2 separate regions of the Homo sapiens genome follow, and region 1 is linked to region 2. A link is a loop called in an ENCODE intact Hi-C map of the cell type or tissue named here. Cell type or tissue: heart left ventricle. All regions are shown on one strand. Each heading gives the region's core, and the rest is flanking DNA. Links, peaks and the distances in the headings are about the cores only. Region 1 overlaps LINC03112 (long intergenic non-protein coding RNA 3112). Region 2 overlaps DHRSX (dehydrogenase/reductase X-linked).

Region 1 (15,821 bases), core at 5,332-13,331, 300 kb before region 2:
TCTGAAGCATTGGAATAATGAGGACTTGCACACCGCAAATGGGCATCAAAATCGGGCTTTATACTTGAAAAATGAAGTTTTGTGTCAAAGAAAAGGGACATTTCAAACACCACATTTATGTTTGACCCACATATACATGTGATTTTAGCTGGTCTGATATTATATTATATTATATATATATATATTTGTTTGTTTGTTTGTTTTGAGACAGAGACTCACTCTGTCGCCCAGGCTGGAGTGTTGTGGAGCAATCTCGGCTCACTGCAGTCTCCGCCTCCTGGGTTCAAGTGATTCTCCCGCCTCAGCCTCCCGAGTAGTTAGGACTACAGGCGCCTGCTTCCGTGCCCTGCTAATTTTTGCATTTTTAGTAGAGACGGGGTTTCACCATGTTGGCCAGGCCGGTCATGAACTCCTTGACTTCAGGTGATCCACCTGCCTCGGCCTCCCAAAGTGCTGGGATTACAGGCGTGAGCCACTGCACCTGGCCAGTACCTTTATACCCTTCTGGAAAGAGAACATGTTCCTTCCCCTGTTGACACTGAATTATGTCAACAGTTCTCCCCCAAGTAATGCATGGGTTTAAATCACACAGGTGATTTCAACTTGCTGCCCCCACTATTTCATTTGACAAAGGACACAGTCCTGCCTACCTGAGAGGCAGTGGCTCTACGTAAAAAGTTTTAACACACAGGAAACACCATTAAAGGGTTAGTGACTAACCCATATTTCCTGTTTTTTTGGTTTGTTTGTTTGTTTTCCCCACACATCCCCACTGGCCTGAATGAGACCTCAAGGTGTCTCATTCTTACTTTATCTTACAATCACTCTGATGGTCAAGAAGCTTGAGCACATGGGAATTCTTAAATCAAGGCACATGATTGTTACAAAGAATAGACGCTGAGGTGGGCGGATCACCTGAGGTCAGGAGTTCAAGACCAGCCTGGCCAGTATGGTGAAACCCCGTCTCTACTAAAAATACAAAAATTAGATGGGTGTGGTGGCACGTGCCTGTAATCCCAGCTACTCAGGAGGCTGAGGCGGGAGAATCGCTTGAACCTGGGAGGCAGAGGTTGCAGTGAGCGGAGATCATGCCACTGCACTCCAGCCTGGGTGACAGAGTAAGACTCCATCTCAAAACAAAAACAACAAAAACAAACCAAAAAAACAAGTTAATTAGAATGCATGGCCAACGTTGTGTTCCCCAGCTCTGTTGGTTTTCACATTTTTTTCCACAAACGAAATAAAAATGAAAGCAAAGCTTAAAGCTAAAAAGCATACCCATTTAGACAATCTGTAAATATATACTTTGTTGAAATAACACTGTGAGAGTTTGTGCACATTTCTTTGGTTGTTTTCGTCATCTGAATCCATGGCTGACTGGCTCCCACTCTGCTATTTTAAAAATAAAATGTCCTTTCTTCTATCGTTTCTGTGGTTTTGTCGCCAACCCATATTTGCTGGAATAAGGTAGTAAAAAACATACACTAAAGTCTGAAGTCCCCATCAGCTCTGCTAACTTATTACTAGTTTTCACACACACTGAGTTTAATGAATCTATGTTTTGGAACAAAGCAGTTACCTTAGGAACTTGAGAGATGTTTCCGGCCAGGCGCGGTGGCTCACGCCTATAATCCCAGCACTTTGGGAGGCCGAGGAGGGTGGATCACAAGGTCAGGAGACCGAGACCATCTTGGCCAACATGGTGAAAGCTCATCTCTACTAAAAATACGAAAATTAGCTGAGCGTGGTGGCACACACTTGTAATCCCAGCTACTTGGGAGGCTGAGGCAGGGGAATTGCTTGAACCCAGGAGGCGGAGGTTGCAGTGAGCCTAGATTGTGCCACTGCGCTCCAGCCTGGCGACAGAGTGAGACTCTGGCTCACGAAAAAAAAAAAAAACCTAGAGAGATGTTTCCTTGTAAAACCACCCCATTCTAAAAAGCAGGTGGGTTACATCTGCTTCCCTGTAAAGAGAACTCTTTCTAGTGTTAGCTGCTCTGTTCATAGATAAAAAATGCTGGACACCTAAAATGTTAGTTTAAATTTATTAATAGCATCTACATAAAATCTTAGCTATTTCACACAACACTACCCACTATCATATTTGAAATAATCTGAGCAAATAGTAAAAAGACATATCCCAAAGACAACAACACTGGCAGACTAAAGAAAAGCAGAAACCATGAACTAAGAAGGTAAAATGCTTTTGAACCTCTAAGCGACTCCTGCTATTACGGAAACATCCGTTTTCGTCCATTGGGTTTTATCGGTTTTTATCATTGGCTTTGTGTTTTGCCTAAATTAGCAAATATAGCAAGTCTGTTTATGCCTCAGTTAACCTGTAGACTTAACCTCACTAAAAATAATAACACATTAGGAAAAACTATCAGAAAAAACAATAACCACACCTCCGCCCCAACACAAAGGCACACATAAAGAGGGACTGGACACAAATCCATACCACAGACTTGATTTGGTTTACAAACTTGATTTTGTAACCCAAATCCTTTTTGTTTTTGAGACACAGCCTCACTCTGTCGCCCTGGCTGGAGTACCCTGGTGTAATCTCAGCTCACTGCAACCTCCGCCTTCCGGGTTCAAGCAATTCTCCTGCCTCAGCCTCCCAAGTGGCTGGGACTACAGGCACATTCCACCACGGCTGGCTAATTTTGTATTTTTAGTAGAGACGAGGTTTCACCATGTTGGTCAGGCTGGTCTTGAACTCCTGACCACAGGTGATCCACCCACCTTGGCCTCCCAAAGTGCTGGGATTACAGGCATGAGCCACCAAGCCCGGCTGCAACCCAGATCTTGATTTTTGACCTTGATTTGACCCACAGATTTGGGAATGAGAAGTGATTACAGAGTTGGAGCCTTGGAGGGAGAGAGGGTTTCTCATGTGAGCAGGGCATGGAGAAACAGTAGTCAAAATCCTGATTTTGACCAAGATTTTTTCCAAATCTTGATTTTTGACCTTGATTTGTAAACCAAATCAGTTTTGTTTTGTTTCCTGCTTTTTTGTTTTTTGTTGTTTGAGACGGAGTCTCGCTCTGTCACTCAGGCTGGAGTGCAGTGACGTAATCTCGGCTCACTGCAACCTCTACCTCCTGGGTTCAAGCGATTCTCCTGCTTCAGCCTTCCAAGTAGCTGGGACAACAGGTGCCCGCCACCATGCCCAGCTAATTTTTGTATTTTAGGAGAGACAGAGTTTCACCATGTTGGCCAGGCTGGTCTCGAACTGCTGACCTCAAGCAATCCACCTGCCTCAGCCCCCCAAAGTGCTAGGATTATAGGCATGAGTCACCATGCCCGGCCAAATCAGTTTCATATAGCAAATTGCGAAAGCTGGTCACTGGATCACCTGAGTTTGAATTATTTTGAATACTGATGACCCAACGTGCAGATCCAGGAGACAGAGCCAGGACCCAAGATTTTCAATCCTCCAAAGGAGCCCAGGATTGTCAAGAATTTGGGCAAGTTTCCTCTGGTTAAAAAACAAAACGCATGTTTCAGCATTCAAAGTGAAGCAGAGGAAAAGCACTTATTATTCAATTACTTTAGGCAATTGAGTCAAGCCAGAGATAGACACGATCCAAAAACTCTTGGGAAAGATGTTCCATCTTCTACATGGAATGCTGGACCTATCCCAAAGTTCTCCAGGGATACCCTGAAGAGTTGTAGCACATTCAAGAAAGTACACACGTTTCTTCAGTAAACAGACCCAGAGATAGCTGTCCACCTGGAGCAGATTCTGGTCAGCCCATGAGCAGCTCTTACTCACACAGATACTGAGCCAATCAGAAGTGATAAAATCCTTCCAATACTTCTAATCACCCAGGAATGAATTAGTCAATGGGGAACTTTTCCTGTCCTCATCTGCCTGCCCCAGGGCTCATGGTTCATCTTGTCCATGAGTTTCTACATGCAACTATGAGCTAAAATAAAAACAAACCGGCCCAGGCATGGTGGCTTACACCTGTGAGCACTTTGGGATGCCGAGGCAGGCAGATGACTTGAGGTCAAGAGTTCGAGACCAGCCTGGCCAGCATGGAGAAACTTCATCTCTACTGAAAATACAAAAATTAGTCGGGTGTGGTGGCGCATGCCTGTAGTCCCCGCTACTTGGGAGGCTGAGGCAGGAGAATTGCTTGAACCCAGGAGGTGGAGGTTGCAGTGAGTTGAGATCGTACCACTGCACTCCAGCCTGGGCGACAGAGTGAGACTCTGTCTCAAAAACAAAAACAAAAACAAAAACAAGCAAACAAAAAACCCATATACACAGATGAAAAAGGAGAAGTCCTAATCACTGATAGTAAATCAATAGATTACCGTCCACGTTAGAAGCTCTGTATCTCAGGACCAAACAACCACAAGCCACATATGGAGAGAGCGTTTAGTAGTTCACACATTGTGATTTAGGAAGCAACCACTTCTCTGATTCTAAAATAATTCACTCTAGGGAGAGTGGCTGCCCTGAAACATTGCCTTCCCACCATATTTAGTTCAAGAAGTCACTCAGGGATGAGGAAAATGAAGGATATGTACATGACTGAAGGATTAAGTGGCAGAAACAGCATTTTATTTTTATTTTTATTTTTGAGACAGACTCTCGCTCTGTTGCCCAGGCTGGAGTGCAGTGGCGCAATCTTGGCTCACTGCAACCTCCACCTCTTGGATTCACCATGTTGGTCAGGCTGGTCTCGAACTCCTGACCTCAAACAATTCACCTGCCTCGGCCTCCCAAAGTGCTGGGATTACCGGCATGAGCCACTGCACTCAGCCACTAGCTTCTAATAATGATAATTCTACTCTCTACTTCTATGAGCTTAACTTTTTTGTACCTCCCACTTACGAGTGAAAACATGGGGTATTTATCTTTCCATGCCTGACTTTCTTCACTGAAGATATTGTCTTCCAAGTTCATCTGCGTTGTCGCAAATGGCAGATTTCATTTTTTATGGCTGAATAGTATTCCATGATGGATAGATACCACATTTTCTTTGTCTAGTCATGTGTTAATGAACATCTTAGCTATTATGAAGAGTGTTGCAATAAACTTGGGGGTGCAGATATCTCTTGCATAGACAGACTTTCTTTTAAAAATGTATACAGTAGTAAGATTACGGAATCATATGGCAGTTCTAGTTTGAGTTTTTTGAGAAAGTGCCATACAGTTTTCCATCCTGGCTGTATTCATTTACATTCCCACCAACAGTACATGAGTTTCCGTTTGTCCCAATCCTCACCAGCGTTTTTCACTTTTTGTCTCTTTGATAATAGTGATTCTAACTAGGGTGAGTTGGCCATGAATCTGCCTTTTCTGGGGGAGATTTGTATTCAGATCCTTTGATTTTTTTTTTTGAGACAGAGTCTCACTCTATCGCCCAGGCCTGGCACCATCTCGGCTCACTGCAACCTCCGCCTCCCGGGCTCAAGTGATTCTCCTGCCTCAGCCTCTCAAGTAGCTGTGATTACAGGCACCCACCACCACACCCAGCTAAGGGTTTTGCCATGTTGGCCAGGCTGGTCTGGAACTCCTGACCTCAGGTGAGCCACCTGCCTCAGCCTCCCAAAGTGCTGGGATTGCAGGTGTGAGCCACCGCACCCTGCCCTTTTGGTAATTTTTAAATTGGATTACTGTTGTTTACTCTTGAGTTGTTTGAGATCCTTGTAATTTTCCAGATTCATCCCCTTTCAGATGAGTCATTATTATCCCCAAATATTTGTAAATATTTTCTCCTATTCTACAGCTTGTCTGTCCACTCGGTTGATTGTTTCCTTTGCTGAGCAGAAGCTTTTCTGGTTTAATATAGACCCATTTATCTATTTTTGGCTGTGGTACCTGTGCTTTCAATTTGTTGCCCACAAAATCGTGGCCTAGACCAAGGTCCTGAAGCATTTCCTCTTCTTTTAGCTTTAGTCATCTCATCGTTTGGGGTCTTATATTTCAGTCTTTAATTCATGCGGAGTTTGTTTTTGTATATGGTGAGGGATGGGGGCTAGTTGTGTTCTTCTGAGTACAGTATCCATTTTTTCTAGCACCATTTATTCAATAGAGGGTTCTTTCCTCTGTGTACTTCCCTGCTGCTTTTGTCAAAAGTCACTTGGGTGTAAATCCATGTTTTTTTTTTTTCCTGGGATGTCTATTCTGTTCTGTGTCTTCCTACATTAAAAATCACATTATAGGCCGGGCACAGAGGCTCATGCCTGTAATCCCAGCACTTTGGGAAGCCAAGGTGAGTGGATCACCTGAGGCCAGGAGTTCGAGACCAGCCTGATCAACATGGTGAAAACCCATCTCTATTAAAAAATACAAAAAATTAGCCAGACATGGTGGCGGGCGCCTGTAATCCCAGCTACTCAGGAGGGTGAGGCAGGAGAATCACTTGAACCCGGGAGGCAGAGGTTTCAGTGAGCTGAGATCGCACCACTGCACCCCAGACTGGGTGACAGAGCGAGACTCTGTCTCAAAAAAAAAAAAAAATCAAATTCTATTTGTGAGAAAGGAATCGTGGTGTATTGGCTCTGACACCTGCCTTATACCTTTCCATCTGGATGTTCTTTTTGCTCTTGGCTTCACTGTGGGTGTCTGATAAATTGTACAGACAAAAGTAAGTTTACAAACTGTCTGAAACTTTGGTGTTTCTTCCCCTGAGGAATTCCCCTGAGGAATACCAACTCTTCATGTGCAGAGAAGTGGAAGTATAGAAATTCAATTATCCATCTTCTCTCAGCCGATGAACAGCTAGAGGCTGGAAACGCAGGTTCAATTGAAAGTTAGAAGCTGCTGCCCTGGAAATGTACACACTATCGCTGAGCGAGGACCTTTTCATGCACTGTGTGGGCACGTGCACACACACCCACCCACACACACGGGTACGCGCGCGCGCACACACACACAATTGATTTCCTCTCTAAAGTGGCAAGAAGAAGCTGCCTGGCTGCAAGCCTTGCTGGCATGGGTCATGCCATCTACAAAACTGTTCCCTTGCTCCCCACTTCTGCTCGAAAACCTTTCACAGACTGCAGATTCAAGGGAAAGCCACGCCAGCCACCCGGCTATCTGCTGGGAGACCCTGAGGTGGGCTCTTCTCTTTGCCGTCAGCAGGAAGAGGGTCTCCTCCCTCCCACCTGTGTCATCCTGGGGGAAGAGCTGTCTCTGGAATGGAAACACCGGGTAGAAGGGTGCAGAGGAGAGATTGCATCGCCACTTTAGTGCTTGATGAATTCCTTTTTCCCCGACCCACACAGCCCTCTGATATCATGGTCCATTTTCCTGGCATCCTTCCTCAGCTGCAAATCCATCCTAGACCATAGCAGGGGAGGCTATTTTTACCTGGGTCAGGTCCTATCTTCTCCTTTGTTCCTGTTTCTGAAGGTCAGGAATGCCTTACCCTCGGGAGCCAGGCTCTCAGACAAAGGCTCTCCAACCCTGAAGCTCTTTCTGTCTCCCAGAACCATGGGGCATCGGTGCTGGGGTCACTGCATGCAGGTATAAAATTTTCCCTCAGTAGTGTGTCACTGCAGGCAGGCGAAGACTTCTACCAGGCATCGTGGAACAGCTCCTGCTCACCGGTGTTAGGGGCCACAGGGAGCGGAGACAAAAATCAGGGCATGAAAGGCCTGAATTGTGTATTTGCTGGGAAACTGGGTGGTCCCTGTTCTTACCATGTCATGGATTCCTGGTGCAAGCCCTATGCCCCTGTCCAACAGCCCCAGCTCCCTCCCTCCCTTAAAGAGAGTATTCAGGATGCCCAGCTAGGGAGGAACTACCTCCTTTCCCAAGAATTTGGGCTCCTTCGGCCTTCTGTGCTGTGCCCTGACCTGTTCGTGTCTCCACCAGACATCAGCCCTAAACACAGCTCACACTTCAGGAAAAATGTGTGTGCACCCACGTGCCACCATGCCTGTCTCTCCATTCCCCAGGGCTAAGCCCCAGAGAGTAAGGGACAAACGTGGGGTGGAGGGCTTTCTGTGATGCGAGGGCAGAAACCTGGATCCTTACACTAAGGCGTCTGTGTGCATCGCCCCTTTATCACGGGACTGAGTCTCACACCAAGACGTCTGCCTCACCCCTTCATCACAGAACCCAGTCTCCCCCTTCCCCTTATAGAAGCTGTGACTCTGGGCAAGGGTGTGTACTTTTTTCCTGCCTGGGCCCATCCTGCTTGGTATCAGCAATGAGTTAGTTGCAACTTGAAACCCCCTTCCCTGTACAAGAGACACAGAGAGAGAGAGAGAAAGAGAGAAGGGGCAGCTTCTCTCCATGAGCACCTTCATTCTTTGATGAGAATATCGCAGCTCACCCATACCGGGGTGCAGGGTGAGAGTGAGGAAAAGAGGAAAGGAAGGGGACTCCCAAAGAAGGGGTGAGATGCAAGACCTGGACGAGAGAGATATCCACCGCTGCGCTGGAGAGAGGGGGCCGGGAAAAGCAGAGAGGTGGGAGAGGTGATGGAAAGGCGCGCAGTCGGGGACGCCTGCTCTCCCCCGACCCTCCCCATCTGCAAAGGGAGGCCCCCCGCCCAGTGCCGCAGCCCCTCCCCGCGCGCTCGCCCCCGCGCCTCCCTCCCGCGCCCCCGCGCCCCCCGCCGCCAGTGGACGGCTGCGCGCTGCTGCCCGCGGGGCTGGCGTTTCCACCTGTCACCGCGCCGCCTCCGCCCCAAGTTTTCGGGGGACTTGCCCGGCGCGCCGCCTTCCTCCAGCTCTCCCCCATGGCCGCCGCCCCCTCCTCCCGGCCGCCCCCAGGGCCCCCCGTGCCCCCAGCCCAGCCCAGCGGCCGCCGGGCCCGGTGAGCGCCAGCAGCTGGGGGGACCCGGGCGGTGGGAGCCCCGCGCGCAGCCGCCTGCACCCGAGCGCGCCGGCCTCCGAGCAGCCACCACTGCCACCACCGCCGCCGCCGAGCAGCCACCCAGGCAGCGTCTGTCCCGGGCACGGAGCATTGCGGATGCGGCGCGGGGCCGGCGCGGGGCTCCGGGCGCGCTCGGGGGTCGTGAGCGCCGCGCCCCGCGCCCCCGCGCGCCCCCCGCCCTCCCGCGCGCCCCGCTGGGGCCATGCAGTCTCTCATCTCGCCGGTGACCAAGGCGATCCTGGTGGCCCTCTTCATCTTCGCCATCCTCCTCATCCTCTACGTGATCCTCTGGTACATCTGCCGCGATGTGGACTGTGACCACGGCATCTGAGCGCCGCGGACCCCCGGGGTCGCCAGGCGGGGGGCGCCCCCAGCGCCAGGGCCATGGGGACTGAGCCGTCCCGCGGTGCCCCCCAGCTCGGCGCCCGCGCCCCCTACTCCGGGCCCCACCGCCCGCCCTGCACCTCCACCGCCTCCTGGCCTTGACCTTCAGGGACGCACCGGGGAGAGCGGGTGAGTGCGCTCGTGCGGGCGCTTTGGGGGGCCACGGTTGGGGAGCCCCAACTTCGGGGAGGACGCGGAATCCGGACGCGGGACTGAACCCGAGGATTCACGGAGCCCGGGGCTCCCCTATGGGGCACGGGAAGCGGCAGATGCGCGTGCAGAGAGGTGGGCGCAGGCCCCCCCTGTACCCCCTCCAGGTCCGTCCCACCCACCCCCTGGGCGCCTTGGGTCCAAGGCGCATAGGCGCTCCCGCCTGTGGCCGCCACCGGTGCAGCAGAACGCGGGCTCTCGGGTGGGTCCAATGCGCTATGGCACACCAGGCGCTATCGGGTCCCTAGCCCTCTGCTCCGGCGGTGGGGACCCCGCACTCAAGTTCCCTATAACCTCCATGGACAAACACGGTGAGCGCGAGGCTAGGAACAGAGTGAGCGTTATCCACGGCCAAGGGACACCTCTAGGGAGCAATGGGAAACAAAATTTCAACCAGGTCGGAAGGCGGTTTGCCTTTCTCACACTGCCAAGCCCCCCCTGGGAAGCCGAAGCCTTGGGGGTGGGGGGAGTAGGTGTCCTCCAAAGTCCTCTGGCCCCTGCTCCAGAGGGGAGAGGGACAGATGTGACAAGGATGAGGCTTTGCCCTACACCAAGTGTGCCGGGCAAGTTTGGGAAGGTGAAGCAATCTGTGACTTAAATAAATATCTTCTTAGCCAGAAAAATGCCTGCCTTTGAATATTTCTCTGGGAAAAAAAAAAAACTGTGAGGAAGAACACCCAGTTTAAATAGACTGCCAATTTATGCGTGGGCATGGCTTCCTTTGGTAATCAGGGCAGACAGAAGCTGTTTGGGGGCTCACTTCGGATCAGACGGAGCTCGGCTTGGTGTTATTTATGTTCATTCCTCTCTGATTAACAGTTTCCAGCCACTTGAGGGTTAAGGAAACTAAAAATCCTAGGACTTTTTTTTTTCTGGTCCCAGGATAATCTATAGATTGCTTGTCCGGGGAATCTTTGGAAATCCCGTGGGACTGCAAATGTCTGATTTGGGATGGTTAGGGTGTGAGTGTCAGTGTGACTGTGACTGTGTGTGTGTTTTCCGTAGTTAATACTGTAGTTGACACAGTGAGTGGTACTGCAGCACCTAACTCATGTCCACAGATGCCAGTGTCTGCAAAGGGTTGGGGAGGGAGCGGGGGGGCGTTAGGGGGAACAGACACCACTTTCAGGATAACAGATATGATTTGAGAAAATGAAAACATTTGCAAAGTCCCTCCACATTCTCCATTAAAATACATTCTCCTGGGACTCTGTGGCTGGGTGCGTGTATTACATCTCCCAAGATGCCAAGTTTGTCTCTGGAATTTGTTGCTTCTCCTCAGCCTGGCCCCCCAACTCCCAGCTCACATACCCAAATGTAGGACTTTTACATCTCAGTCCAAAAAGACTCTCTGACACCAGAACGGACCAATATTTTTGAAGTACTGCGTGTGCTCCAGGTATTAAATTAACTGAAAAGAAACGGGGTAGAAGCTTGATTATGAAAATCCAAAATAGGACGCTTTGCAAATTATTCCCGGCACAGAGGAAAAGCTACTGGAGCTTCACGCAAGCACATCCCACCCAGGGGGCCCAAAGTTACGCCAAGCACAAACCCACCGGGCTAGTCGAATAGGAAAAGGAAGATTTAATCCAAGAAGCCTGTTTCTCAGGTGAGGGTTTGGGAAGAAACAGGGTCGTGGAGTCAGTCACTCGCGGGGCTTGCCTGGGAACGATATGAAAATACAGTTGCAGCTGAAACTAGATGTGAGCCACTAACGAAGCTCACCCTAAACATGATAGCTGAAGTCCTGTTCACATCTGATGATTCCTTAGAGCTTGTACATTCTCAGCCTCTCTCGGATTATTTTTCTTATATAAAATTTCCATATTCCAATCGAGCACTGTTTATTCAATTTCCCAGAGAATGCCTTCTCATAAATTAGAAACTAGCCGTCTACATATTGATTCTATGAACGATTGCATTAAAATGCCTACTTAATAGTCACTACCATGTCTGCTGAAAGGCTCATCACCAAATGAGAACAAAACGCAGGGATTCAGAATTCAAATGGTAGGGCGCTCACGAAGTCACAAAGTGAACAGCTAATTAACGCTCTTGGAAAAGAACGCTCATCTCCATCACAGATAGTCTCCTTCCCCCAGATAGACAAGGCTAGAACCAGAAAGAAACCTTTAGACAAAAGGAAATCACAGTAACTCATGTCTGTGTAGCCTCCTGTGTGATCTACAAAAGACCTTCCCGTGAGGTGTTCCTCCAGATCTGCGCCACTGTCCTGGGAAGATGCCAGGTTGGTGCTAACATCCCTGTTTCAGGTCCACAAACCAAGGCAGGTAGAAGTGCTTCTTGCCCAAGGTCACGCAGTGAGTCAGTGCAGAGTTGTCACTGGAAGTGACACAGACTCCCACTTGGAGCTTTTGGCTAGAGATTGGGGGGCATTTCTTTCTACAAGTGTGACTCTTCTCTGTGGTCCTGTTTTATGTCCATCAGTGCACACTGACATCCATCAGTTCTCCAAGGGAGTGCTTAGATCATGGTGACCATTTGGGTATTTCTTTTCTTTCTTTTTTCCTTTTCTTTTCTTTTCTTTTTTTTTTTTTTTTTTTCTGAGATGGAGTCTTGCTCCGTCGCCCAGGCTGGAGGGCAGTGGCGCAGTCTCGGCTCACTACAACCTCTGCCTCCCAGGTTCAAGCGATTCTCCTGCCTCAGCCTCCTGAGTAGCTGGGATTACCGGCACGTGCCACCATGCCTGGCTAATTTTTGTATTTTTAGTAGAGATGGGGTTTCACCCATGTTGGCCAGGCTGGTCTCAAACTCCTAACCTCGTGATCCTCCAACCTCAGCCTCCCAAAGTGCTGGGATGACAGGTGTGGGCCACTGCTCCTGGCCCGTTTGGGTATTTCACACCTAAAGAAGATATGAGTATTAAAACAGCAGCATGATCCCTCAGGATGCTTTCCTGGAACCTAGAAAGATAAGCCCTGACTGGAAAAAAGGACAATCTCAGTGAAGCTGGGAAGAGCATGATGAGACAGAAACCTCTGCGCTATTATCTTAATTTTCTATGGACAACCCACACATGCAAGGGTGGTTATGATTACTGTCAAAAGACCTACAGTTTCCTATAAATAACAATTACACCTAATAGTTGCTGAGTGTTTTACTAAACACCAGATCTGGAGTGAAAATAATATTATATACATTGTATTTTACCCTCCTGACAGCAACATGAATATAATTAGTATCCCAATTACACAGAATGGAAAAATAAGGCTGGAAAAAAACAGGTTATGTAACTTCCCCAAGAATAAAAGAAAAAAACTCAATCATCAGTAACCAAGCTTTTACCAACGGACCTGTGGCACACATGTGTGTTTATGGGGTGTGTGTGTGTGTGTGTGTGTGTGTGTGTGTAAAATCTCACATCCATTGCAGTGATATTACACAAAAGTTTTAAATTATATTTCTACTTGCAACTCTCCTTTAGGGTTTAAAATTAATCATTCTCTTTAAAGTTTTTAAAAAATTGATTACAGAATAACTGCTAATTATCTGTTTCTAGACACTGCTCACACAGGTTTCCATTTTTAAAACTTTTTATGTATTTTTTTTTTAAAGACAGAGTCTGGCTCTGTCATCCAGGCTAGAGTGCAATGGTGCAATCTTGACTCTCTGCAACCTCCACCTTCTGGGCTCAAGCAATTCTCATGCCTCAGCCTCCCGAGTAGCTTGGACTACAGGCCTGAGCCACCATGCCCAGCTAATTTTTGGACTTTTTAGTAGAGACGGCATTTCATCATGTTGGCCAGGCTGGTTTCGAACTCCTGACCTCAAGTGATCCACCCACCTCGGGCTCCCAAAGTGCTGGGATTACAGGTGTGAGGCACCGCGTCCAGTCAATATATTTTATGTGTTCCAAACTGTAAAGATTTTTATGAGTCTTAAAAAAAAAAAAAATGAACCTTAAAGCGAAGCTGCTGAAAAAGTGGCCCTAAATGCATTTTTCTTGGGATCCCATATAGTGCAAAGACCCTCCTAAAATCTCCTTTACATGGTTTTGGCAGCTTCCAAACTTAAGGGGAAGGTCCCCCAAGGGGTAGAGAGGGCCTCCTGGAAACCTCAGCTTCTGTGCAAGAAGAGTTGAGGGAAGAGGGTAAATTCGATCTGTAATGAAGCTTGAGATGTAGCAAGACAAAACATCTAGACACCATAATGAGGGACATTTGGTGGCAGTGATGAGAGGGGGACGTGGTCAACTAGATGAGAGAGAATTTTCTCAAGCTGATCATTAAGGACAGGGTGAGCACAGCGGCTCACGACTGTAATCCCAGCACTTTGGGAGGCCAAGGTGGAAGGATCGATTGAGCCCAGCAGTTTGATACCAGCCTGGGCAACATAGTGAGACTCTATAAGAAAAAAAAAAAGCAGGGAGAGGGAGCGGACACAGTGGCTCACACCTATAATCCCAGCACTTTGGGAGGCCGAGGCGAGCAGATCACCTGAGGTTAGGAGTTCCAGACCAGCCTGGCCAACATGGTGAAACCCCGTGTCTACTGAAATACAAAAATCAGCCAGGCATGGTGGCACACATCTGTAATCCCAGCTACTCAGGAAGCTGAGGCAGAAAAATCGCTTGAACCCTGGAGGTGGGGGTTGCAGTGAGCCGAGATCGCGCCACTGCACCCAGCCTGGGCGACGGAGTGAGACGCCATCTCAAAAAAGAAAAAAAAGAACAGGCTGCCTCAGAAGTGGTCAGAGGTGTTTGTTTGCCTTGTTGTGTGTACTTCCCCAAGGGAAGTGTAGCGGGGAGGAGAGACGAATACGCAAGTGTTTCGGTCATAGGACTTCACACTGGATAAGAATATTGACATACCTTCCAAATTTATATCACTGAAAAAAAAAAAGATTCTTTAGCAGAAGTCAACATTTTGGAATTCAAGATAAGTGACCTGTGGGAAAAAGAATTGAGTTGAAAATCTCACTGTTGTTTTCAAAGCTGTTCTCAGTTAATGTTGTTTTCAAAGCCTGAGGTTGTGGCTTACGTTATTGAGACGCTTCTTAACCATTCTTCTCCTCCTTCACCCTAAAATTAAGATCCTTTTATATCTCCTCTTCTCAGGCTGTGTTCCACAGATGTTCATATTGGAACTTGCCTGCATTGCAGATGTCTGTAAAAAAAAAGCCGGGGGAGCGGAGAGGCAGGCTGAAAGGTAGTAGAGAATTCCAAGGTGCCGACAGAGAAGGAAAGACCAGCCTGGGTCTTACATATTAGCTCTGTGATACTCCAAGCTCCACAGTGTTAAGCTAAATCCCACTTAGAAAGTGAAGTGGGAAATAGATGTGGATTTGGAGCTAGGAGGGGCAGTGCCGCGGCCTGACTCAGAGAGCTGGGTCCTTTCAGGATGTAAGAGACACGAAACGGAGGACTCCTAAGAGGAAGAGGAGGCTGCGTTCACTTTCACGCACTTCCCAAGGCAGCATGTCAGGCCGGGAAGCTGTACAGTGGGAAGAAGAATCTGTAACAGCGCCTCAAAGCAGGAAAACAACACCGTACCATAAGCCAAACCCCTGCTGTGCTTTCTGAGTAATGCCATTTCTAAAAAGATCATGTTTCCATGAGTTATTTTTTCCCCTCCGCCGATTTGGTCTAGCAACATGTAAAGTGTAAATTCAAGGGAAACATGAGTGAAATAGAAAGGGTGACTTTGGAGGTACCTACAGTAGATGCAGTGCTGTGATGGGGCGTGCTGACCTAGAGGGGGATATTCCCCCATCAGAGAAAGGTCCCAGGGCCCTGCTGCTGTCTCACAAACCTGAGCACTTCCTTTCCGAAACTATCCCCAGAGGCAGGATCTTTCAAGAAATGTCGTCCTTGGTCCTTGTCTTGCATCCTTAGCTGGGGAGCCTTCCAGGCAGAGGCTAGGATTTTTGGAAATACCTAAGCCTCCTTCAGCGCCAAGTCTGGGGGATAACTTTAGAAGCCAATTTAATCAATATGGCTTTTAGCTCAAAATAGCGCCAGTGTAAGGTAAGGTCTAGACAGGCGCTTGGAGGCAATTCTGAAACAGTTCCAAAAATAGTTTGAAACAAACTGGGCCCTTTGAATGAGTAGCCGGCCTTCTGGAGGAAAGGGATCAAACTCACTCGTGTGCAAAACCTCAGGTGCAATTTGTGTTGTAAACTCTCCTCGGTCACCTCCTAACTAGGATTTTTCGGGTGTGGGAACAAGATGTATGCATTTATTGAACACCTACTGTGGGTTTATGACAATTTTACGCTTTTATTACGAAACCTTGGGATAGGCTGTTATGTTTTCCTCTGGGGAAGGTGAAGACTGTCTGTAATTATGCGCTCAAAAAGCTGTCCATGCCCGGGCGCGGTGTCTCACGCCTGCAATCCCAGCACTTCGGGAGGC
Region 2 (15,821 bases), core at 2,474-10,473:
CCCAGGAAGCAGAGGCTGCAGTGAGCTGAGATCCTGCCACAGCACTCCAGCCCGGTCAACAGAGCGAGACTCCATCTCAAAAAGAGCAGAAAAAAAAAAAGTGTTACTTCCTAGATGAAATTGAGTTTGACCTGTTTAGAAATTTTCTTAATCTCTGAAATAGGTTGGGAGATAACCAGGTATTTTTTGTTGTTGTCCTTTTCCAGTGGAATTTTTATACTGTGACTTGGCTTCCATGACTTCCATCCGGCAGTTTGTGCAGAAGTTCAAGATGAAGAAGATTCCTCTCCATGTCCTGATCAACAATGGTGAGTCCTGGTGAAATTGCAGCAAGCCAGGGGTTAATTTGAATGCAAACAGGAACTCTAGCTTTCATGCGGGAGAAGTGTCTCAGCAAAACAGGATATCCATGGGAATTATTGAACATACCTGCTATTTCTAGTCAGTGCTTCATTTCACGGATAGCTTTGGAAGAGCATCATTCTTGTTAGCATGTTACTTTGAAATAATGGTAAACGCGATAACATGTTGTATGGAGTTGACACGTTGACTTGTCCACTTGGACTAAAGGGTATGAGGCACATGCTAAGGGTTGGTGTTTTCCCAAATGTTATCTTACAAAACCATCACCACATTCCCCTGAGAGTCATTATTTGGGCACTAGAAGCTCATTACCATTTATCTCTTGATTTTACCCCCTGTTCAACATTCTCACCCAGATAGGTGGAGTCAATATCTCCCCTTCCCCACCTTCAATCTGCCCATCTGCCAATCTTCAACACAAACTACCCTTGACCTTGAGCCCTTCTTTGAGCCTCGCTGAGTGCTTAAGGTCATTGCAACGCTTACTGTTGACCTTGAGCCCTTCTTTGGGCCACGCTGAGCGCTTAAGATCATTGCAACACTTAATGTTTCTCCTCGTAACACTGATGCCCATTACTCTCATCCCCTGCTGCAGTCCATTTTATTTTTTATAAAAGTTAACCTGAACCCTCCACACTGAGGAGGTACAGTTATTGACATCTCCAAACTAAGTAAATACATAGAACTAAAGGTCTCAGAAATACACCAACAAACATGTGTGCTAGTAGAATTTAACGCATCACTTTCACAGATGGAGACCAAATGCAAATTCAGAGAGGAAATAAATAGTGACATTAATACAGTGGATAGAACAGACGTACGTCAAACAGTGAGCCCATAAAGACAGCACATTCCTTTCAAATACATGAAATATTTATCAAGTTATTGACACTTCAGATTGCAGACAAAAAAATCAGCAAAAGGATCTTGTGATTACCCAATGTAATTACTCCATTACCCACCTAGACCATTAAAGATTCTTAATTCTGCAAAACCCCTTGTGCTACCTAACGTACCATTTTCATAAATTCTGGAGATTAGGATATGGACATGTCTGTAAGGAGGGAGAAAGCATTATTCTTTGTACTAAAGTTGTAATACCTGTCTGTTTCCAGCTGCCAAGATGTGGTAGCTTCTATCTAATTTTTTTTTCTTTTTGTCTTGATGTGTTTCGTGTTTTTGTATAACATTAATGGGATTGGAGGATAGGAAAGTGGATGAGATACCCACGGTTCCCCCTCAACCCACTTGTTTAATTGGAAATTATTATGCTAGAGTTTAAAGGAGAAGCATGGGATATAAAACTATACATAGAGTGTGATGCCAATTTATGCATAAAAATTTGTACAGACATAGCTATGTGTGAGTGCATATGTATTTGTATATGTATTTGATGTATGATGTATATGTATTTATGCATAAAAATACGTGCAGACATAGCTATGATGTGTGAGTGCCACTCAAATAGCTACAGACAACACCATTTCCATGTACTTAGCCTGGTAAGAAACATCGTATTATCAGTGCTAGTGGCTCCTGTTGGAAGGTCCGGAATGATTTTAACTTTGTGTGTCTTCTTTGGAGATCAATAACACTTTTCAGATTTGCCATCCTGGTGGGATCTGAAGTTTCTACGCAGGCATAAATGATTTCCCAGTCAGCAGCCATTTGGAATCTTCTGTCTCAGCACTGGGTGTGGACTTCCTTTGCTGAAGACCTATCAGTATTAGAAGTGATTAGAATTATAGCATTATAAGTCACCAAATGTGGAGACCACTTAGAGGCACTGTGGAGATCCTACACGACCCGACGTCTCATTTCCTCGTTCTGTGTAACACCCTTACTCATTAGTAATGGGAGCACTTTATCACAGAGCAGTTGGAGATGGAAATACATACATGACATGGTGCCCTTGCACAGAGACACACAAAACAGAACTGTCCATCCTCTTAGGACTTTTGTGCGACTACTTCCATCCATTTGGTATGGGCTTGCATCCACCAGTAAGCAGAAAAAATTAGGAATCTCAGGCCGGGCGCGGTGGCTCACCCCTGTAATCCCAACACTTTGGGAGGCTGAGGTGAGTGGATCACCTGAGGTCAGGGGTTCCAGACCAGCCTGACCAATATGGTGAAACCCTGTCTCTACTAAAAATACAAATATTAGCCAGGCGTGGTGGCGGGCATCTGTAGTCCCAGCTACTCAGGAGGCTGAGGCAGGAGAATCGCTTGAACCTGGGAGGTGGAGGCTGCAGTGAGCCGAGACCACACCATTGCACTCCAGCCTGAGCAACAGAGCAAGACTGTTTCAAAAAAAAAAAAAAATTAGGAATGTCAGATATGATATGTTTCTCCAGCAGAATCTTACTGTGTTCTGGGGGGAGCAGAATTTTACTGAGCAATGTGTATATGAACCACATCTGTGACAGTGGATACAGGCTAACACCAGTTGACACAGGCTAACCAGCGTATACTCCATCACTCAACCACCACGTTTACCTTTTGAAATGGCTATTGCATTCCTAGGATTCTCCTCTGTTCCTTTTCTCAACAGATTTTAAACAAGGCACACAGGGCTCTCAGAAACAAACAAAAATATTCTGGAAACTGGGACAGGGTTGAATTTGAATCAAAAGGGTCTTGTTGTTGGATTGTCTCTGTACCCTATCTCTTCTGTAGAAAATCTCATGCACATATTGGGTTTACTTCTTCCTAGACTTATCTAGACCTTTCTTCCATGCTAAGACCTTTTACCTTCGCTCAATGCCTCAGAGGCACCTCAAGCCAGTAAGTCCAGTGTGAAATTCCTGAGTCTATGGCTGACACTGGTTCTAGAGGAGAGTATTTCCTTCCCCAGTTTTTAGAAGACTGTCAGCGTTTCTTCACCCATGGCCTCCAACCCGGCCTTAAAGCCAGCAATGATAGTGGCTCACGCCTGTAACCTCAGCACTTTGGGAGGCCGAGGCAGGTGGATTACGTGAGGTCAGGAGTTCGAGACCAACGTGGACAACATTGTGAAACCCTGTCTCTACTAAAAATACAAAATTAGCTGGGCATGGTGGCGCATGCCTGTAATCCCAGCTACTCGGGAGGCTGAGGCAGGAGAATTGCTTGAACCCGGGAGGCAGAGGTTGCAGTAAGCTGAGATCACACCACTGCACTCCAGTCTGGGCAACAAGAGCAAAACTCCATCTCAAAACAACAAAAACAACAACAAAGCCAGCAATGAGACACCTTTGAATCTCTCTTTCTTGTTCTCTCTCTCTCCCTCTCTTCCCTTCTCTCTCTTTCTCTCTCTCATCTTGCCTTCTCTTTTTTTTTATCTCCTTCACTTACTTTTGTTCTTCTGCCTGCCTTGTAGAAGAACCATTGTGATTATTTGGGGCCCACCAGGATCATCTCAGATAATCACCTCATCTCAAGATCTTCCACTAATTCACATCTACAAAGGCCCTTTTGCCGTGAAAGTCACATTTTCATGTGTTCCAGAGATGAGGACATGGACATTTTTTCATCTTTTGAGTTATTACTCTTCCAAATTGGGAATAGGTTGTGGGCATCTCTGGGGTCATTATTGTGTCGACCACATGAGAATTAGTCTGTGGACATCTTTAGAGCCATTATTCAGTCTTCCACATGAGGATTAGGATGTGGACATCTTTGGGGCCATTATTCTGTTTCCCACATGAGGATTAGAATGTGAACATCTTTGGGGCTATTATTCTATCTACCACATGGGAATTAACATATGGACATCTTTGGGGCCATTGTTCGGCTTCCACATGGGGATTAGGATGTGGACATCTTTGGGGCCATTATTCTGTCTTCCACATGGGGATTTGGATATGGACATCTTCGGGGCCATTATTCTGTCTCCCACATGGGGATTCGGATATGGACATCTTCGGGGCCATTATTCTGTGTACCACATGGGGATTGGGATGTGGACATCTTTGGGGCCATTATTCTGTCTACCACATGGGGATTAGGATGTGGACATCTTCAGGGCCATTATTTTGTCTTCCACATGAGGATTGGGATGTGGACATCTTTGGGTCATTATTCTGTCTTCCACATGAGGATTAGGATGTGGACATTTTTGGGGCCATTATTCTGTCTTCCACCTGAGGATTAGGATGTGGACATCTTTGGGGCCATTATTGTGTCTCCCACATGGGGATTACAGTGTGGGCATTTTTGGGGTCATGATTCTGTCTCCCACATGAATAATGTGGACCTGGACATCTTGAGTTGTGCATTATTTAACCTGCCATACCTACCTACTCTGCCCTTCACATACTTCGCTTGCAGGAAAAATAAAATAATAAGCAAGATTCTTGACCTCATAGAAATCATACTTTAGCAACGGAAACAAACATTGGACCAATAATCATTCTGTGAAATGTTCTGCCTTAGAAAACACACCTCTTGCAATGTGACAACACAGTCTTGTAAAGTACAGAGAAGATTGCACCCCAAGTCACACGCCTCCCTGGAATTCCCCAGCCTGTGCTGCTCAGAACACCATTTCCAGGAGGTGATAATGAGAATCCATTTGTTACAAGATGATGGCTTGAAATAACACTTTGCACTTTCTTCCTTTTATCTTTTTGTTCTACATCTTTCAAGAGGTTGCTCAGGCTGTGGCTTTCCTGGACTCCCTATAGGTTTTTGTGGCTGACTAAGGTTCATCTTGTCCCTGGGGTCACTGTTGAGAAGAGCTCAGTTGCAGAGGATCTGGATTTTTTTTTTTTTCCTCTGTGGGTACAGACAGAAGCTTCTAGAAAAGAGCTGGAGACTTCGCTTTTGGAGGCTGTGTTGAATACCCATTGCCCACTCTTCACAAGAAGACAGAAATGCAGAGAGGCAGTCTCTTGTTGACAAATCCTCTTGGTTCTCTTGGAAATGCAACAGAACCATGGAGCTTCGTGAAGCCCATGGGCTTGGAAAGGGGCCTCCCGAGGTACCCAGGGTGGATGGAAAGCTGCAGGGATAAGTGCTCCTCAAGCCAGAAGTAGCCCAGATGGCACAGTCTATGCTGAGAATGGATTCATCACCAGCCTGTGTGCTGGAGGCTTGGGCCAGATGAACCTTGATTTAGAGAGGAAGTAAAGCATTTTTTGCCTTGGTTTGTGCATCAGAATTCATCTTCATGGTGTGCAAATGACGAGGCTGGATTCTATACAGTCAGCACTGAGAATGGATTCAGCACAAGCCCGTGTGCTGGAGGCCTGGGTCTGATGTACCTGGATTTAGGGAAGAAGCAAAGTATTTTTCTCATTTATTGCATGCCTTAGTTTGTGCATCAGAATTCATCTTCGTGGTGTGCAAATGAGAAGGCTGGATTCTACACAGTCAGCGTTGAGAATGGATTCATCACCAGCTCTTGTGCTGGAGGCTTGAGCCAGATGTACGTTGATTTAGAGAAGAAGTAAAGGATTTTTCTCATTTGTTGCATGCCTTGGTTTATGCATCAGAATTCATCTTCGTTGTGTGCAAATGAGAAGGCTGGATTCTATACAGTCAACGCTGAGAATGGGTTCATCACCAGCTGGTGTGCTGAAGCTTGGGCCAGATGTACCTTGACTTAGAGAAGAAATCAAGGATTTTTCTCGTTGGTTTGTGCATCAGAATTCTTCTTCGTTGTGTGCAAATGAGATTGCTGGATTGTATGTTTGGGATATTGCTGGTGTCAACTTATGTAAATAGAGTTTCTATTTATAGGCAGCCTCAGGGAAGGACTCCAGTGGTGGTACTTTTAGTGTCTAAGAGGCTAGTAGGGGGTCTGCAGACCCCTAAACCAGGGCTGTCCAACCCCCAGGTCATAGTACCAGTCCATGGCCTGTTAGGACACCGGCCGCACAGCAGAAGGTGAGTGGCAAGTGAACAAGCAAAGCTTCATCTGTATTTACAGCCACTCCCCATTGTTCACATGACTGCCTGAGCTCTGCCTCCTGTCAGATCAGCAGCAGCATTAGATTCTTATAGGAGCACAAACCCTACTGTGAACTGTGCATGTGAGGGACTTAGGTTGTGCACTCCTTATGAAAAGCTAAAGCCTGATGATCTGTGCATGGGAAGGATCTAGGTTGTGTGCTCCTTATGGAATCTAATTCCTGATGATCTGTCACTGTCTCCCATCACCCCCAGATGGGACTGTCTAGTCACAGGAAAACAAGCTCAGGGCTCCCACTGATTCTATATGATGGCGACTTGTAGAATTATTTCATTATATAGTACAATGTAATAATAATACAAATAAAGTGTACAATAAATGTCATGCCCCGGAATCATCCCAAAACCATCCCCACATTCCACCTCCACCTTCTGTCTTCAGAAAATTGTCTTTCACAAAAGTGGTCCCTGGTGCCAAAAAGGTTGGAGACTGCTGCCCTAAACTATTTCCCCAGAACCTTCCCTCCAAAACTCCTGCTAGTCAACCACGTGCCTCAAGTCTCATGGAAAACAGCCCCAGCTGAGCTCAGCCAGGGTGACTTCCAAGGCAAGAAGGAGCTACACTTCGTGCTTTTCTTTTTTTATTCTTAGAGCAATCAAGGTTTTGCAAACATTAAATACTTCAGACATAGAATATCTTTTTCATTTGCTAGTGGGTTGAAAATAGAACCTGACTGCCTCTGTCTGGCTGCTGTGGGAAGCTCAGAGGCAACGCGATGATTTATCAAGCACAAGAATAAATCAATAATAGACCTCCTGCAGAGCCGGTATTTATGGTTTATTCACTTCAAAATTGTATTTATCTAGCTTCCCATCCCCATGTCTGAAAATTGATAGATTTTTAATAATGCAGAGGATTTATAGATTTATCCTTGTCAGCCATCTTCCCATAACTCTAATGGATGAATTTCTTTCTGAGATAATGAATTACTAAGCATTATTTTTCCTACCACCAAAGAAATACGTCCACGATACAGGGTGACCCTGAAAAATAACAATGATTCTTCCCTGGCCAGAGACCTAAAGACTCTGTTTTTTGGTACAGTTCTTCATTCACCCATTCATTCATTCATTCATTCATTCATTCAAATTCATTCATTCACTTGAATGAATTCAAATGAGTGAATGAATGAATGAAAGAATTCAAATGAATGAATGAATTCAGAGGAATGAATGAATGCAAATGAATTCAAAGGAATGAACAAATGAATTCAAATGAATTAATTCTAAGGAATGAATGAATTCTAATGAATGAACAAATGAATTCAAAGGAACGAATGAATTCAAAGGACTAAATGAATTGAAAGGAATGTATGAATTCAAAGGAATGAATTCAAAGGAATGAATGAATGAATTCAAATGAGTGAATCTGAATGAATTCAAGGGAATGAATAAATTCAAATGAAGGAATGAATTCAAATGAATGAACAAATGAAGTCAAAGGAACGAATGAATTCAAAGGAATGAATAAATTCAGAGGAATGAATGAATGAATTCAAAGGAATGAGTGAATTCAAAGGAATGAGTGAATTCAAAGGAATGAGTGAATTCAAAGGAATGAGTGAATTCAAAGGAATGAGTGAATTCAAAGGAATGAACGAATTCAAAGGAATGAATGAATGAATTCAAATGAGTGAATTTAAATGAATAAATTCAAGTGAATGAATGAATTCAAAGGAACAAGTGAATTCAAAAGAAGGAATGAATTCAAATGATGCAAATGAATGAATGGAATCAAATGAATGAATGAATTCTAATGAGTTCATTCAAATGAGCAAATGGGCACAGGGCACCTACAAGACCCATGAGAGTTAAGGAAGATTCATTCGGGGAAGCCCAGGTGTGCAGTTCTGCATCAACAGAAGACTGAGGTGCAGTGGAGCCGGTCCTTACTGAGGACCCACTTTTTGGTGGACGGACACCTGAGCAGCCATCTCCTGTCTTTGTGGGCGCCTGGCATTTTCTATGTGACTCGGGCTCCACAGTCATCTGGTCTCCCTCCCGGGAAGACGGAAAGTGTTGCATCGCGGCGCATGCATTCGTCAGCGGATCCTTGAGTCTGCACAGGTGTAGACCATTTATTCTGCGTGCCTTCTGTTTGCTTCTCTTCCAGAGCTGCTCTCCTGTGGATAGAGTAGCTTTCTGTTCCGTAGTGGTTTCCTCTGCCTCTCCCGATGGCGCCTTCTCTGAACAGGAGGCATTTGGATGTTCTTTTAGTGTTGGTGTTGGCAGCAGCATGGGATGTGGTCTGTTGTGACTCTGCGGCAGGCTGTTCCCTGCCAGAGAAGGCTAGATGTTCAGGGCGTCCGTCCCATAGCCTCCCTGGACTGGCTCCATCCTTCCCACCGCCCTCCCGAGATTCTAGGAAGTGGGTTGAGAAGCAGTGGTTTTTCAGTTACTCAAATGCTTTTCTCCTCTCTCTCTCTCTTTCTGTAACTCTCTGTCTCTCTCTCCTCCTTCTCCCCGTCTCTCTGTCATTCTCTCTTTCCACCTCTTCACTGTCTCACTTTTCCTCTCTTTTGCTTTTTCTCTCTGTCTCTCTCTCTCCTCAGTCTACCCCATCCCCGCTTCTACTATTTTGCTCTCGACCTCCCTTCTCCCTCCTCCCTCCCTCTCTCCCCCTCTCTCTCCCCTTCTCCCTTCTCTCTCTCCCTTTCTCCCTCTCTCTCCCTCTCTCTCTTTCTCTCTTCTCTCTTTCTTCTCTCTCTCCCCCTCCCTCCCTCGCTTTCTCCCCTCTTCTCTCTCTCCCATTCTCCCTCTCCCTCCCTCCCTCTCTCCTTCCTTCCCTCTCTCCCTCTTTCTCCCCTCTTCTCTCTCTCCTTTTCTCCCATTCTCTCTCTCCCTCTCTCCCTCCCTTTCCCTTCTTCTCTCCCTCCCCTCTTTCTTCTCTCTCCCCTCTTTCTTCTCTCTCTCCCTTTCTGTTTCCCTCTCGCACACCCTCCCTCTTCTCCCTATCTCCTTTCTCTTCCTGTCTCTCCCCTTGTCTCTCTATCTCCTTTGTCTTCCTCTGTGTCCCACTTCTCTCTCTTTCCTCCTTCCCCCATCTCTCCTCCTCTCTCCTTTGCCTTCCTTCTCTCCCCCTTTCTCTCTTTCTCTCTGTCTCTTTCTCTGTCTCTCCCCTTATTTCCTCCCTCTCCTTCTCTCTTCCTTTCTCGTTTGCCCTCCCTCTCTCTCCCTGTTCCCTCTCCATCTCTCTCTCTCTTTCCCCCATTTCCTCCTCTTCCTTCTCTCTCCCTCTCGTTTGCCCTCCCTCTCTCTCCCCGTTCCCTCTCCATCTCTCTTTCTCTCTCTTTCCCCCATTTCCTCCTCTTCCTTCTCTCTCCCTCTCGTTTGCCCTCCCTCTCTCTCCCCGTTCCCTCTCCATCTCTCTTTCTCTCTCTTTCCCCCATTTCCTCCTCCTCCTTCTCTCTCCCTCTCGTTTGCCCTCCCTCTCTCTCCCCGTTCCCTCTCCATCTCTCTTTCTCTCTCTTTCCCCCATTTCCTCCTCCTCCTTCTCTCTCCCTCTCTCGTTTGCCCTCCCTCTCTCTCCCCGTTCCCTCTCCATCTCTCTCTCTCTTTCCCCCATTTCCTCCTCTTCCTTCTCTCTCCCTCTCGTTTGCCCTCCCTCTCTCTCCCCGTTCCCTCTCCATCTCTCTTTCTCTCTCTTTCCCCTATTTCCTCCCTCTCCTCCTTCTCTCTCCCTCTCTCGTTTGCCCTCCCTCTCTCTCCCCGTTCCCTCTCCATCTCTCTTTCTCTCTCTTTCCCCCATTTCCTCCTCCTCCTTCTCTCTCCCTCTCGTTTGCCCTCCCTCTCTCTCCCCGTTCCCTCTCCATCTCTCTTTCTCTCTCTTTCCCCCATTTCCTCCTCCTCCTTCTCTCTCCCTCTCGTTTGCCCTCCCTCTCTCTCCCCGTTCCCTCTCCATCTCTCTTTCTCTCTCTTTCCCCCATTTCCTCCTCCTCCTTCTCTCTCCCTCTCGTTTGCCCTCCCTCTCTCTCCCCGTTCCCTCTCCATCTCTCTCTCTCTTTCCCCCATTTCCTCCTCTTCCTTCTCTCTCCCTCTCGTTTGCCCTCCCTCTCTCTCCCCGTTCCCTCTCCATCTCTCTCTCTCTTTCCCCCATTTCCTCCTCTTCCTTCTCTCTCCCTCTCGTTTGCCCTCCCTCTCTCTCCCTGTTCCCTCTCCATCTCTCTTTCTCTCTCTTTCCCCCATTTCCTCCTCTTCCTTCTCTCTCCCTCTCTCGTTTGCCCTCCCTCTCTCTCCCCGTTCCCTCTCCATCTCTCTCTCTCTTTCCCCCATTTCCTCCTCTTCCTTCTCTCTCCCTCTCGTTTGCCCTCCCTCTCTCTCCCCGTTCCCTCTCCATCTCTCTCTCTCTTTCCCCCATTTCCTCCTCTTCCTTCTCTCTCCCTCTCGTTTGCCCTCCCTCTCTCTCCCTGTTCCCTCTCCATCTCTCTTTCTCTCTCTTTCCCCCATTTCCTCCTCTTCCTTCTCTCTCCCTCTCTCGTTTGCCCTCCCTCTCTCTCCCCGTTCCCTCTCCATCTCTCTCTCTCTTTCCCCCATTTCCTCCTCTTCCTTCTCTCTCCCTCTCGTTTGCCCTCCCTCTCTCTCCCCGTTCCCTCTCCATCTCTCTCTCTCTTTCCCCCATTTCCTCCTCTTCCTTCTCTCTCCCTCTCGTTTGCCCTCCCTCTCTCTCCCCGTTCCCTCTCCATCTCTCTTTCTCTCTCTTTCCCCCATTTCCTCCTCCTCCTTCTCTCTCCCTCTCGTTTGCCCTCCCTCTCTCTCCCTGTTCCCTCTCCATCTCTCTTTCTCTCTCTTTCCCCCATTTCCTCCTCCTCCTTCTCTCTCCCTCTCGTTTGCCCTCCCTCTCTCTCCCTGTTCCCTCTCCATCTCTCTTTCTCTCTCTTTCCCCCATTTCCTCCTCCTCCTTCTCTCTCCCTCTCGTTTGCCCTCCCTCTCTCTCCCCGTTCCCTCTCCATCTCTCTTTCTCTCTCTTTCCCCCATTTCCTCCTCCTCCTTCTCTCTCCCTCTCGTTTGCCCTCCCTCTCTCTCCCTGTTCCCTCTCCATCTCTCTTTCTCTCTCTTTCCCCCATTTCCTCCTCCTCCTTCTCTCTCCCTCTCGTTTGCCCTCCCTCTCTCTCCCTGTTCCCTCTCCATCTCTCTTTCTCTCTCTTTCCCCCATTTCCTCCTCCTCCTTCTCTCTCCCTCTCGTTTGCCCTCCCTCTCTCTCCCTGTTCCCTCTCCATCTCTCTTTCTCTCTCTTTCCCCCATTTCCTCCTCTTCCTTCTCTCTCCCTCTCTCGTTTGCCCTCCCTCTCTCTCCCCGTTCCCTCTCCATCTCTCTTTCTCTCTCTTTCCCCCATTTCCTCCTCCTCCTTCTCTCTCCCTCTCGTTTGCCCTCCCTCTCTCTCCCCGTTCCCTCTCCATCTCTCTTTCTCTCTCTTTCCCCCATTTCCTCCTCCTCCTTCTCTCTCCCTCTCGTTTGCCCTCCCTCTCTCTCCCCGTTCCCTCTCCATCTCTCTTTCTCTCTCTTTCCCCCATTTCCTCCTCCTCCTTCTCTCTCCCTCTCGTTTGCCCTCCCTCTCTCTCCCCGTTCCCTCTCCATCTCTCTTTCTCTCTCTTTCCCCCATTTCCTCCTCCTCCTTCTCTCTCCCTCTCTCGTTTGCCCTCCCTCTCTCTCCCCGTTCCCTCTCCATCTCTCTCTCTCTTTCCCCCATTTCCTCCTCTTCCTTCTCTCTCCCTCTCGTTTGCCCTCCCTCTCTCTCCCCGTTCCCTCTCCATCTCTCTTTCTCTCTCCCCCATTTCCTCCTCTTCCTTCTCTCTCCCTCTCGTTTGCCCTCCCTCTCTCTCCCCGTTCCCTCTCCATCTCTCTCTCTCTTTCCCCCATTTCCTCCTCTTCCTTCTCTCTCCCTCTCGTTTGCCCTCCCTCTCTCTCCCTGTTCCCTCTCCATCTCTCTTTCTCTCTCTTTCCCCCATTTCCTCCTCTTCCTTCTCTCTCCCTCTCTCGTTTGCCCTCCCTCTCTCTCCCCGTTCCCTCTCCATCTCTCTCTCTCTTTCCCCCATTTCCTCCTCTTCCTTCTCTCTCCCTCTCGTTTGCCCTCCCTCTCTCTCCCCGTTCCCTCTCCATCTCTCTCTCTCTTTCCCCCATTTCCTCCTCTTCCTTCTCTCTCCCTCTCGTTTGCCCTCCCTCTCTCTCCCCGTTCCCTCTCCATCTCTCTTTCTCTCTCTTTCCCCCATTTCCTCCTCCTCCTTCTCTCTCCCTCTCGTTTGCCCTCCCTCTCTCTCCCTGTTCCCTCTCCATCTCTCTTTCTCTCTCTTTCCCCCATTTCCTCCTCCTCCTTCTCTCTCCCTCTCGTTTGCCCTCCCTCTCTCTCCCTGTTCCCTCTCCATCTCTCTTTCTCTCTCTTTCCCCCATTTCCTCCTCCTCCTTCTCTCTCCCTCTCGTTTGCCCTCCCTCTCTCTCCCCGTTCCCTCTCCATCTCTCTTTCTCTCTCTTTCCCCCATTTCCTCCTCCTCCTTCTCTCTCCCTCTCGTTTGCCCTCCCTCTCTCTCCCTGTTCCCTCTCCATCTCTCTTTCTCTCTCTTTCCCCCATTTCCTCCTCCTCCTTCTCTCTCCCTCTCGTTTGCCCTCCCTCTCTCTCCCTGTTCCCTCTCCATCTCTCTTTCTCTCTCTTTCCCCCATTTCCTCCTCCTCCTTCTCTCTCCCTCTCGTTTGCCCTCCCTCTCTCTCCCTGTTCCCTCTCCATCTCTCTTTCTCTCTCTTTCCCCCATTTCCTCCTCTTCCTTCTCTCTCCCTCTCTCGTTTGCCCTCCCTCTCTCTCCCCGTTCCCTCTCCATCTCTCTTTCTCTCTCTTTCCCCCATTTCCTCCTCCTCCTTCTCTCTCCCTCTCGTTTGCCCTCCCTCTCTCTCCCCGTTCCCTCTCCATCTCTCTTTCTCTCTCTTTCCCCCATTTCCTCCTCCTCCTTCTCTCTCCCTCTCGTTTGCCCTCCCTCTCTCTCCCCGTTCCCTCTCCATCTCTCTTTCTCTCTCTTTCCCCCATTTCCTCCTCCTCCTTCTCTCTCCCTCTCGTTTGCCCTCCCTCTCTCTCCCCGTTCCCTCTCCATCTCTCTTTCTCTCTCTTTCCCCCATTTCCTCCTCCTCCTTCTCTCTCCCTCTCTCGTTTGCCCTCCCTCTCTCTCCCCGTTCCCTCTCCATCTCTCTCTCTCTTTCCCCCATTTCCTCCTCTTCCTTCTCTCTCCCTCTCGTTTGCCCTCCCTCTCTCTCCCCGTTCCCTCTCCATCTCTCTTTCTCTCTCTTTCCCCCATTTCCTCCTCCTCCTTCTCTCTCCCTCTCGTTTGCCCTCCCTCTCTCTCCCCGTTCCCTCTCCATCTCTCTTTCTCTCTCTTTCCCCCATTTCCTCCTCCTCCTTCTCTCTCCCTCTCTCGTTTGCCCTCCCTCTCTCTCCCCGTTCCCTCTCCATCTCTCTCTCTCTTTCCCCCATTTCCTCCTCTTCCTTCTCTCTCCCTCTCGTTTGCCCTCCCTCTCTCTCCCCGTTCCCTCTCCATCTCTCTTTCTCTCTCTTTCCCCCATTTCCTCCTCCTCCTTCTCTCTCCCTCTCGTTTGCCCTCCCTCTCTCTCCCTGTTCCCTCTCCATCTCTCTTTCTCTCTCTTTCCCCCATTTCCTCCTCCTCCTTCTCTCTCCCTCTCGTTTGCCCTCCCTCTCTCTCCCCGTTCCCTCTCCATCTCTCTTTCTCTCTCTTTCCCCCATTTCCTCCTCCTCCTTCTCTCTCCCTCTCGTTTGCCCTCCCTCTCTCTCCCTGTTCCCTCTCCATCTCTCTTTCTCTCTCTTTCCCCCATTTCCTCCTCCTCCTTCTCTCTCCCTCTCGTTTGCCCTCCCTCTCTCTCCCTGTTCCCTCTCCATCTCTCTTTCTCTCTCTTTCCCCCATTTCCTCCTCCTCCTTCTCTCTCCCTCTCGTTTGCCCTCCCTCTCTCTCCCTGTTCCCTCTCCATCTCTCTTTCTCTCTCTTTCCCCCATTTCCTCCTCTTCCTTCTCTCTCCCTCTCTCGTTTGCCCTCCCTCTCTCTCCCTGTTCCCTCTCCATCTCTCTTTCTCTCTCTTTCCCCTATTTCCTCCCCTCCTTCTCTCTCCCTCTCGTTTGCCCTCCCTCTCTCTCCCTGTTCCCTCTCCATCTCTCTTTCTCTTTCTTTCCCCCATTTCCTCCTCTTCCTTCTCTCTCCCTCTCTCGTTTGCCCTCCCTCTCTCTCCCTGTTCCCTCTCCATCTCTCTTTCTCTCTTTCCCCCATTTCCTCCTCTTCCTTCTCTCTCCCTCTCTCGTTTGCCCTCCCTCTCTCTCCCTGTTCCCTCTCCATCTCTCTTTCTCTCTTTCCCCTATTTCCTCCTCTTCCTTCTCTCTCCCTCTCTCGTTTGCCCTCCCTCTCTCTCCCTGTTCCCTCTCCATCTCTCTTTCTCTCTTTCCCCCTATTTCCTCCCTCTCCTCCTCTCTCCCTCTCGTTTGCCCTCCCTCTCTCTCCCTGTTCCCTCTCCATCTCTCTTTCTCTCTCTTCCCCCATTTCCTCCTCTTCCTTCTCTCTCCCTCTCTCGTTTGCCCTCCCTCTCTCTCCCTGTTCCCTCTCCATCTCTCTTTCTCTCTTTCCCCTATTTCCTCCCCTCCTTCTCTCTCCCTCTCGTTTGCCCTCCCTCTCTCTCCCTGTTCCCTCTCCATCTCTCTTTGTCTCTCTTTCTCCCTATTTCCTCCCTCTCCTTCTCTCTTCCTTCTTTGCCCTCCCTCTCTCTCTCCTCTCTCTCTCTCTGATTGCCCTTTCATCCCCATCACTCTCCTTTCTCTGGAGTTCTCCGCTTGGAGAGCGGAGAACTCTCCCTTCTCCTCCCGTTCAGGATACACCTCACCTGTGTTCACTGCTTCAGGCACAATATGTGATTGTGACCCTGAGCGTTCACTCCCCAGTAAAATGCCATTAGGTGCACAGACCAATGAACGATAATTGTATTGCGTATTTTCCACCTTTGAATTGGCAGATCAATGGACGATAATTTTACTGTTTATTTTCCACCTTTGAATTGGCAGATCGATGGACGATAGTTTTATTCTGTATTTTCCACCTTTCGATTCGCAGATCAATGAACGATAGTTCTATTGTGTATTCTCCACCTTTGAATTGGCGAAGAGACAGATTCCGTGAATGCTCCTAACGTGGACGGCACCCGATACACTGACGTGGCCACAGGGTTTTCTTATTCCTTACAAAATTCGCAATGAAACATCAGTATATTTGCTGATGATTAAAACTTGTGCAACAAAATCTCAGAAGTCACCACAAAAGAATGTATCCATGTAGCCCAAAACCACTGGTTTCCCAAAAATTATTGAAATTTTAAGAAACAGGCCGGGCGCGATGGCCCACGCCTGTAATCCCAGCACTTTGGGAGGCCGACGTGGATGGATCACGAGGTCAGGAGTTCGAGACCATCCTGGCCAACACGGTGAAATCCCGTCTCTACTAAAAATACAGAAATTAGCTGGGCATAGTAGCATAC

Evidence for each region. A loop is a pair of places that touch in the nucleus more often than their neighbours do. Peaks named below come from ENCODE experiments on the same cell type or tissue, not always from the same donor. Only the 100,000 strongest peaks of a DNase experiment are listed, where the experiment ranks them.
Region 1: a loop joins it to region 2, with 2.9 times the contacts of the local background. A loop is called at or near these places in 14 of 110 quality-filtered maps.

Annotation. Positions count from the first base shown.
Region 1 is chrX:2,577,387-2,593,207 of GRCh38, reverse strand. The region is part of intron 1 of LINC03112 (long intergenic non-protein coding RNA 3112); the gene reads left to right. Among named protein-coding and RNA genes, the nearest start is that of LINC03112, 24 kb to the left of the region's middle. RefSeq lists enhancers at 8,941-9,440, 9,132-9,632, 9,633-10,133. In heart left ventricle, for the core only: no CTCF peak of the experiment used is centred there; DNase peaks (open chromatin) are centred at 8,924 and 9,249; H3K4me3 peaks cover 311 bases; H3K27me3 peaks cover 3,536 bases.
Region 2 is chrX:2,275,989-2,291,809 of GRCh38, reverse strand. DHRSX (dehydrogenase/reductase X-linked) reads left to right here. Exons shown (of 7, transcript NM_145177.3): 4 at 207-308. Among named protein-coding and RNA genes, the nearest start is that of DHRSX, 220 kb to the left of the region's middle. In heart left ventricle, for the core only: a CTCF peak has its summit at 7,012; no DNase peak of the experiment used is centred there.